Linked DNA regions of Mus musculus: region 1 is linked to region 2. The links are chromatin loops, found by intact Hi-C in ENCODE. Cell type or tissue: left cerebral cortex. All regions are shown on one strand.

Region 1 (5,000 bases), 50 kb after region 2:
AAAAATGTGCTCTCTGTCCAAAAACAGAACAAAATGAACAAAACACACTTTGCTAACTGGATTCTCCCTTTCATTATGATGTCTGCTCATCTCATCCACCCTGTGAACTGAGCCAGTACCTTGCATTTTGGTGGCACACGATGACAGAGAAGCAGAGGTTGTCTTCCAGATATAAATTACGTCTCAGATAAACACTGTGGGTCCCAGGTCAAGGCTTGTATTGTGAAACAGTGAACATAAACACCCGGTATGGTTCTCCCCCTCTCAGTGGCTTGGGAACATAGAATCGAGAAATTCACATTTGAAATGTTTCAAACTGTAGTGACTCCAGTGGCCCAGCTAGTATGTGTGTCATTTTCACAAGACTTATGCTAGAAAATAGACAGTTCACTGTATCCTAAAGATGATTCTGACTCATAAGGAAGTCAAATGGTTCTCCTGAAATGGTTGGCACCAGCTCTACCAACTTGGGCCTCCTAAATACTTCAGCTATTAGGTTTTGCCCATCAGTCCTCAAGTCTCTCATCTTCTACCCATGAGTTTGATGTAACTCCTTATTGCCTCAGCTGCTCTGCTGAACACACTAGATTTTTGTCTTCCCAAAGTCCATCACAGAGGGCAAACCATGCTCCAGAGATACTCTGAGAAGGGTTAAGAAGAAGGGAACAATGGTGCCCCACATTTGAGATCCAACTCTGTACTGTTCTCAACAGGGTCCACCACAGTATATGCTCTCGGGGTCCTTCCCAACACATGGTCTCACTATCTTCCTCCTCCTTACAGACTCACATCTAAGTTAGTCTGATTTGCTTATAAAGACTTTTCCTCATCTTTTCCTAATAAACTCATTCAACTTCATTCTGTGTTCCACTCAAACACACACCCATCTCTTGAATTGCCTGGTTTTAGCTGTATTTCTCAGACACGCCATGTCCATTCACCATCAGCTCTGTGTAAGTCACAAGCACCGAGGAGTGCTCTCCTTTCTCCACCTCCTCACCAGCATGTGCTGTGCTTGATCTTAGCCATTCTGGTTGGTGTGGGTGGAATCTCAGGGTGGTTTTGACTTGCATTTCCTTAATGACTAAGGATAGTGAACGTTTCTTTACGTGCTTCTTGGCCATTGGAGATTCCTCTGCTGAGAATTCTCTGGTTAACTCTGTACCCCGATTTTTAATTGGGTTATTTGGGATTTTTGGAGTCTAACTTCTTGAGTTCTTTATATTTTTTAGATATTAGCCCTCTGTTGAATGTAGGGTAGGTAAAGATCTTTCCACAATCTGTGGATTGCCATTTTGTCCTATTGACAGTGTCCTTTTCCGTACAGAAGCTTTTCAGTTACACGAGGTTTCATTTGTCAATTGTTGATCTGAGAGCCTGAGTCATTGGTGTTCTGTTCAAGAAAATTTCCCCTGTGCTGATGTGTTCGAGGTTGTTTCCCACTTTCTCTTCTGTTATATTAAGTGTATCTATTGTATTCAGTGTTTTATGTTGCCGTTCTTGATTCACCTGAACTTGGGCTTTGTGCAAGGTTGTAAGTATGGATCAATATGCATTCTTCTACATGCAGACAACCAGCAGCATTTATTGAAGATGCTTTCCCCACCCCCCACCCCACCCCCTACAGTATGGTTTGACTTCTTTGCCTTCTATGATAATGGAGCCTGAAATATCCATTTTCCTGGACATTTTTAGTCCTCAGAAGCTGATAGAGCATCATTTTATTTCCTAACCACAAAAATATTTATCATTTGTCCTGTGTTATTCTTTATAATATATGTGAACTTGAGTAGTCAGCTCCTAGGAAAACACATGTCATCATTGAAAAATCACTTTATTTACTTGCACACCGCCAGTGTATCTGGCACATAGAAGACACTTTAAAAATAGTTGTTGGATGAATAATGGAAATGCTTATGAGAAGTTGGTTGGTTGATCGAGTGGCCTAGGGTGGGATTAGACAGGTGATGGAAGCAGAACAGAAATGTAAAGAAAGAAGTGAAGATGTCATTCTTAAAAATCAAAGAGTGCCCTAGATCCCTGGGCCTGATCTAGATTTGTGGAAGGAGAGAGAGGAGGTGGAGGAAGAAGTGGGTTGTCAGCGAAGAACGTGTCCAAGTCCTCAGGGGAATTTGATTATGCAGAGAGCTCTGAGTCACTTTGGGAAGTCAGCAGCACAGCAATCCCTCATCACCCCCTGAAAGCAGCCGCCCCCAATTAAGCTTGGAGGCCGTTTTTGGGTTCTCTCTTCTCCTGATGCTTTGAGGAGAGGGAGCTCGTTTTGCAGTGACTGTTCAACACCCTCAATGCTGTGGTTTCTCTGGATTCAGATCCTGTGGGGGGACATTCTGCAGAACCAGTTACCATTGTAATCATCTTTCTTCTGCACTCGGGAAACTGCAGAACGCAAAAAAGGTAGAATTTAAAAGGTGAACTCAATGACAAACAAAAAGGCCCCTTATCCTAAAGACTCCAAATCTTACCCTTATGCTCCAATCCGTGGCACATCTTCTCAGCCCAAGATGTTATCTTTGGGTCTTTTCTCCATGTCATTCCCAGCATCAGGAAGTCCTGCCTCTTCTACTCTACTGTGTCTCCCACATTTGGTTTCTTTGTAGTCTGAGTAACCTGTCCTCACCCAGCTTTTCCCCTCTCCTACCAAAATTATGACAAATGTCTCATATTCTTTCTTCTACCTCAAATCTTTCCCCTTCTTTAGACACTTCCACTATCACCAGTAAAAATCATAAAAGTTCAGAGTTTATGATTTCATTCTTCCATGTGAAATATCAGCAGCTTCCTAGAGCAGGCAATAGGATCACGAGCCTGAGACTCTTGATTAAGCATTTATAACCTTCTGTACAAAATCACTGCTTACGTTTTGCTGCCAGTCTACATAGCAGAGCAATTCTGCCTGATTCTGAACTTTGTACAACTTAGACTTTCTTGTATATTTTGGCTGTCAAAAACTAACTCAGAATCCACCTTCCCTGGAAATATTTTTGTTTTAGTGAACAAAAAAAGGTAGGGGCATCAGAAATTACTCCTTCAAATAACTCCACAGGCAAAGGTGGATTTGGAAAATCCAACTACACTCAGTTATTGGATGCTCATGGTCAATATTTAACTCAGATTTAGGGATACAAAGAAGAGGAAAAAACATCGCCTCTAGTTGCAAGATCTAAAGCATGGGACCTAGCATTTATTGAGCCCAACAAGGTGTAATTTCTATGTGGAGCGAATGAGCATCAGCAGCCCTGTAGGAAACGGCCATTTGTTTACTAGCTGGAAATACTCATGCTTAGCAGTCCCTGAGGTTCAAGGTCAATAAATGAGTCAGGCATCACTGGAATACAAACTCAGTGCCTGAATGACTCAAGGCTCAATGTTCCTTATCCCTGCGTACTCAGACCCATAGAGAAGTGAAGGAAACAATGAGAACCAGAGTAGCAAGTAGGTACTGGGTGGAGGAGGGTAAGGGGGACTTTTGGGATAGCATTTGAAATGTAAATGAAGAGAATACCTAAATAGAAAGAAAGAAAAAAAGAAAGAAAGAAAGAAAGAAAGAGAGAGAGAGAGAGAGAGAGAGAGAGAGAGAGAGAAAGAAAGAAAGAAAGAAAGAAAGAAAGAAAGAAAGAAAGAAAGAAAGAAAGAAAGAAAGAAAGAAAGAAAGAAAGAAAGAAAGAAAAGAAACCAAGATAAGAGCAAGTGAGGCTTCTGCACGCTGTGTGAGGGTGGGGTCTTGCTTCCAGCAAATGGAATTCCTTCCAGGATAGTTAATGAAGGGGAGTCTTTGAAGCTTGGCCCAACCCCTGGTTTCTATATCTACTCCTCTCACTCATCCTCAGCCATCCTCTCCTTCGAGGTGCCCAACTCTTGTCTTTTGAAAGACTATATATATACTTACAAGGCCTAGTAATCACACCTGACACAAGGTGTGGAGATTTAAAACAAAAACATACATTCTTAGAGGCTAAAGCATCTGCAATTGAGGCAGGCATCTGCAGGGACAGTTTGTTTCCTGTGTTCGTGGGGTTGATAGGGGCAAATGGTCTGGAGCAAGAGGACCCAAAATTATCTGTTTATATCTGATGCCCTATCTGAAATGGTGAGACTAGCTTGAGTCTGGCTAAGTCTCCCAAACAGACTGTTTGTGTTGATGTGTCTGGCTTCTAAGAGCGAGGAAAAAAAATAATAAAGAGACGATACCTTACTTGGAAGATGGAGGCAGAAAATACATGGATCTCAAGGCAATTCTCAGCTTTAATTCACAGGGAGTACAGGAGCAGCCTGGCTACATGAGCCCCTGCCACAAAAGGAAACAAATGACCGCAAACCTCTTAAAGGGTCAGACCCAAAAGTCGAGTAATACCACTTCTACTACAATCTGTTGACCAAAACAAGTCATGAGACAAACCTAGAGTCCAGGGGAAGGGCAAGCTCCACCTCTTGCTGAGATGTTACAACCACATCTCAAAGGGCACACTGGCTCTTGTATATCTCCTGGGAAGCAATCGGCTATGGTGATTTTTAAATATGTTTGGTTTTTTTTCCAGTAGATTATCTCCCCAAGGTCAAGCCCCTTTGTGTTCATTTTGTTGTTGTTGTTTTTCATATTGCCTAGCACAACACCCAAGGAGTGGAAAATGCACTGACAAATGTAACAATTACAAAGGAGTTGGCTGCTGCCCCCGCTCGCTCTCTTCCTCAGACTGTTTCCTCCACAGCACGGTGAGAGTCTGGGCTTTGGAAGTGGGATGTCTAGGTTGGCATCGCGATTCTGTCACAAACAAATTGGGTGGAGTTCAAGAAGAAATTTAGTCTTTCTATAAATATTTCTCTACTGTGAAATCAGGGTAAGGTTTTATATTTCAGAATTGTGAGAACTGGAGGGAATAATATGTATAAGAAAATTAGCATGCTGCCAAGAATATGGTAATTTTTCAAAATATGATAATTATATTAAAAATTTTCCATTTCTGTTTTTCCTGCTCTCTACA
Region 2 (5,000 bases):
TACAGTGGCCACCGGCACTGTTCCCAGTGTGAGTGCTTCCTGTATCCCTGATCATCTCTTTGCTTCAGCTACACCTTTGAAAAGAATCCTAGAGACTCTCCTCTGTTACCCTAGGTGGGCCATCTCTGTCCCGACAAGCCACCGGCTCACATGTTCCCAGGTGCTTTTTCATAATATATATCACATTCTCGACCTTCATCCACACATCGGACACACAGATAGCCAGCTGCAAGGTCTTCAGAATACAAACACTGATATGAAAGAGTTCAAAGCTGAACCCTGGAATCCGATGACAGCTTAAAGCTCATAACCCAGATAAATTATGAACCAACCGTGCCTAATCGTGAAACTTAGTGTTTTCAGCTTTTCTCAAATGCCTTGAAGAAACAAATCCTGAGTTTAGCTAACCTAGGTCCAGAACTAGATAGAGAAGTATCAGATCTGAAGTTACAATTAGGTTCCAGTTCAAAGCTCTCCCCAGTTCTGGCCTTGAAAGGGAAGCGAGCCAATCCTTCTGCTATGAATCAAACACTGAGATAGGAACCTAATTTAAAATATTAATTTGCCTTTCAAAAGGACCGTGGAGGGAAGGAGCACCCTCTGAGCTACTGCCTGCTCCTCTCCTTTCCAGTTCCCCACACATTTTGTCTTTCCATCAAAGCCATCCATTTATGTTTGGAAGGTGAAAACACCTAAGGTTTAGTTTCCACATGTAGTTTTTCCTCATGTTCTGACCTAGCAGCTCAGAACAATGGGCAGAAGTCTCCTCTGCCCTAGGACAGTACTTCCCACCATGTGGGCATAGGACAACAGGAGCTGGTACCAATCTTTATTCTCTTAAAAGCCTCCAGTCCCAGCCTGTGTCTTCAGACCCATGGCTACTATATTTTTCCCTCCCACCCCGTTTGTTTGTTTGTTTGTTTGTTTGTTTGTTTGTTTTTCAAGACAGGGTTTCTCTGTGTAGCCCTGGCTGTCCTGGAACTCACTTTGTAGCCCAGGCTGGCCTAGAACTCACAGAGTTCTGCCTCTGCTTCTGGGAGTGCTGGGATTAAAGGCGTGCATCACCACCATTGATCTTTATTTTTTCCTTTTATCTGATCCTCATTCACTTCATTCTTAATACAAATAAATGCACAAAAATGTAGCAGGTTCTTTGTTTTTTTCTACTAGCTTTTACTTATTGTTTGTTTGAACACACACACACACACACACACACACACACACGAGACAGAGACAGAGAGAGAGAGTATCATAGTCCCAAGATATGGCTCTTTTGGTATGTCTGCACAGGTTGCGCTCCATGTATATCTCATCTCTTAGTGTCTTTGCTGAGACATCTCAGCCGCATGGGACCCGTTCAACCCACGTTAGCCTCTAAACTACAAATGATGTTCCAGCCCTAAGGCACCAGCATTTTTTTTATGCATGCATGAAGCCTGCCAACCATACAAAGAACTGGCACTCGTGAATCTCAGTTTTGCCCCACTCTCCTTGAGTTGGTCCAGAGCATTACAAAGAATGGCCTGAAATCTCAGGAATGTGATTTTCTAGTTAGAGCCAGATCAAATCTACTCCAGAGTCAGCAGTGCCCACACTGCCCCTTGGACGTTAGATCTAGTCAACATTTAGTTCTGGGTGTCTGGCTTGGTTGGAAAACTTATATGGACTCTGCATTCCTTTTCTCTGTTGAGGGGACCCTCCATACCAAGCCCCACTCACAAACCCATCTCCAGATTTACTCTGGGTTTTGAAGGTCTGTGGATGCTAACATAATTTTCCCAAAAGGACTTCACTCAACACATAACACATTTCCAAAACGGGGGGGGGGGGAGATTTTGATTGGTAGCCCTCACTCTCATCTCAACTGGACTTGAACCCCAGTTGCGCCCATGAGTGTTTACAGAGATGTTTACCTGAAGAAGGAAGCACGTGAGAGGTACCTTACCAGGGCTGAGGTCCTAAGCTGAACAAAAGAGAGGAAGTGACCTGAGCACCGACCTTCATCTCCTTTTGATTCCTTGCTGTGGACACAGTGTGGGCAGCTGCCTCGTGCCCTTGGCACCATGCTCTCCCCAACAGTGATAAGCTGTGCCTCTCAAACTGCCAGCCCTAGTAAGCTCTTCCTTCTTGCCCGCCTTCCTTCTTCCCTTCTCTCTCTCCCCAACCTCCTTCCCTCCCTTCCTCCTATCTTTCCTTTCCCCCTTCCTTCTTTTCCTCCTTCTTTATGTTGCCTCTTGCCAGGTATTTGGTCACAGCAATGAGAAAAGTAACTTATACGGGGATTCCATTCTGGTCACAGTTCAAGGTCTGATGGATTTGGGTTTATCTCCAGAGGTCTGCATGTCTGTTAAGGTTTCGAGACTAGTCTTGCACAATAGCCCAACACCGGAGAAAAGCACCTGGATTCACTAAAGCATTGGCTTAGATTCAGTTCCACCGATAGGCAAAGTGCACCTGGGATGACTTCCAGGCCTTCCCATCTCAGTCCAGGAAAATGAAGGCTGTGGAGGTGCTTGAGGTGCGACTCTTCTAACCAGAGCATGCCTCATAACAAAAGGAAAAACATGGCTGGGCCTTTTCCTATGAAACACACCAGATTTGAGGTTTCATGAGGCTGCCAGGCATCTACTCAGCAACAGCAGCATCCTTGTAAAGCTTTGGCTCTTGGGGCCATTGTCATCACCATCTGTTCAGTTCTAAGAGACTCGGGGACTCCAGAAGCTGATCTAAAAAACCACCCTGGAAAGGGCAGAAGAGAGAGTGGGAAGAAGAGTGAACGAGACACTCTTAGAGTCCCACAGAATGAGCAACACTTGCTCGTCTCACCTCTACTCAAGAATCCCCTACCTCTTGGACCAGGGGTTCCCATGGAAACCTCAGAAGTTCTATCTATAGGAAGAGGAAAAAAATGTTTTTTAAAAAAATAAGAAGCATCGTTAAGTATGTGTGAATTTGCCTGGAGGAAGGCAGGCAAGATAGACGGGGTTCACATAAAGAGAACAAGAGCCCATCGTTGCTGTGACACCTTAAAAGACCGCATAGAAACCACACTGAACTTTAGGCACTGAGCCAGGAGGGAGGTGAGGTAGGGAGGGAGGTGAGAGGCACCAGAAAGCAGCCACACGCATAAGCTGCTAGGAGGGCAAGAGACTACCAAGAGCGACCTCATCAAAAGAACAGGGAAAGAAGCACAAAGAGTAAGCAAAGAACTGAGCTGGTGGTTGGATCCCAACTGGAATTCTGTATCATGTTAAGCCAAGCACAGTCAACTGATAAAATAAAATAAAGTAAAGTAAAATAAAATAAAATAATGACAACAAAAAGAATAACCCTTAGAACTGCCCAATAAATAGACAAAAAAACAGTGAAACAGAAGGTCTGAATTTCTCTAAAGAAGGGGGTGGCCAATAAGCACATAGAAAGATAGTGAACATCAGTAGCCATTGGGAAATAGAAATCAAAACCACAGTGAGATGCACCATACACCCTCTAGGATGATTATAATACAAAAAGCAGGTGACAGCTGTGGTGGTTAATCTTCATTGTCCATTTGATCAGATTTAGTTACTTTGGAGTCATATCTCTGGGCATTTCTGCAAGGGTGCGTCTAAAGAGCTTTATCTGAGGAAGGAAGACTCATCCTGACACCCTAGACTGGGACCACAGGCAGGATAAAAAGAGAAAAGGAGAAGGCTGGCTCAGCACTAGCCTCCAGTCCTCTCGGCTTCCTGGCAGAGGAAGCAATGTGGCCAGCTGCCTTAGGCTCCTGCTGCCTTCCCACCACCATAGACGCTATCCCTTTTTAAAGCATTAACCAGAATAAACCTTTCTTTCCTTAAGTTGCTTTTTAAGCAAAGAGGAAAGCAACTAATATAAAAACAGTGTTGATGAGGATGGAGAGAATCTGGACTCTCCATATATAAATAGGATTGTTACTTTGAAAGACAGTCTAACAGCCTCCCCTGCCTCATACGCACACACAAAAATGTAAGACTGTCATCATATGACCAGAAATTCCATACCCAGTTACTTACCAAGAGAATTGGGTGCTTATAGCCACACACATGAAAAAAAAAAACCCTTTTATTCATGCTAGCATTAAAGAGCCTAACTGTCCATCAACTGATAACTCAAATGTGGTCCATATACACAGGGGCTATCATTCAGTCTTGAGAAGAATACATTGTTCATTCAGATGCTTGAATATAGGTGACCCTTTAAAACACTGCTCTATGATTTCATTCATAAGAGATAGTGGGGACAAAGCAAATCCATCAGACATGATGCAGACTGATGACTGTCCAAGGTTGGCAAGATGGAGGAATGAGGAGAAACTATTAACACACACAGGACTTATTTGGGGGTGTGAGATAGACTGGAGATTGTTGTAATGACAATTGTACAACTCTGTGAGTATGCTAAAAAATAAAAATCACTGGGTTGTACACTTCAAAATGAGCAAATTTTGTGTGGCTTGTGAAATACAGTTCAGGAGAGCTGTAGACAATACAGATCTGCAGCACTGTGACACTGCCTCTATAGCGTGTTCTGATGAGCACATCACGGCTTCTGCACTGTTAGACACAACTGCACCCATGTACATCAATATTACATATGCACACATATACACACATTTTAGCAGTGTGAGGGGCATCTCTTTACAGTTTTCATCTTGGATAAGCACCTCCCTGGGTCTTCCTAGTCCTGGCCCTGAAGTATGGTAACACACTGCTACAGTTTGCATCTGGACTTTCCCCACAAAGGGCCATGGGTTAAAGGATTATTCTTTATCTGGGTTCTTTTGGGAGTTGATGAAGACTTCCAGAGGCACAGCCTAGTAGGAAGTCTTCTAATCCTTGGTAGAATGCCCTTGAAGAGGAGTGGGACCCTTCCTGCTTCTCCTTCCTCCTTTTGACCTCCCAGTCATGAAGCAAACAGCTTCCCCCTTCTGCTCACTCCCACCATGGTGTTCTAACTCACCACAGGCCCAAAATCAACAT

What was found. A loop is a pair of places that touch in the nucleus more often than their neighbours do. Peaks named below come from ENCODE experiments on the same cell type or tissue, not always from the same donor. Only the 100,000 strongest peaks of a DNase experiment are listed, where the experiment ranks them.
Region 1: it touches region 2 in a loop (6-fold over the local background); 3 of 42 quality-filtered maps call a loop at or near these places.

What each region holds. Positions count from the first base shown.
Region 1 is chr9:40,553,273-40,558,272 of GRCm38, forward strand. Gm35177 (a long non-coding RNA gene) reads left to right here. Exons shown (of 3, transcript XR_001779340.2): 2 at 4,625-4,731. Gm48277 (a long non-coding RNA gene) reads right to left here and starts at 4,514. Exons shown (of 2, transcript XR_003948096.1): 1 at 4,210-4,514; 2 at 1,819-2,397. In left cerebral cortex, no CTCF peak of the experiment used is centred here; DNase peaks (open chromatin) are centred at 266, 2,151 and 4,741; H3K27ac peaks cover 294 bases.
Region 2 is chr9:40,503,036-40,508,035 of GRCm38, forward strand. It overlaps a transcript of Gramd1b not described here. Among named protein-coding and RNA genes, the nearest start is that of Gm35177, 42 kb to the right of the region's middle. In left cerebral cortex, no CTCF peak of the experiment used is centred here; DNase peaks (open chromatin) are centred at 2,729 and 3,766; H3K27ac peaks cover 1,747 bases.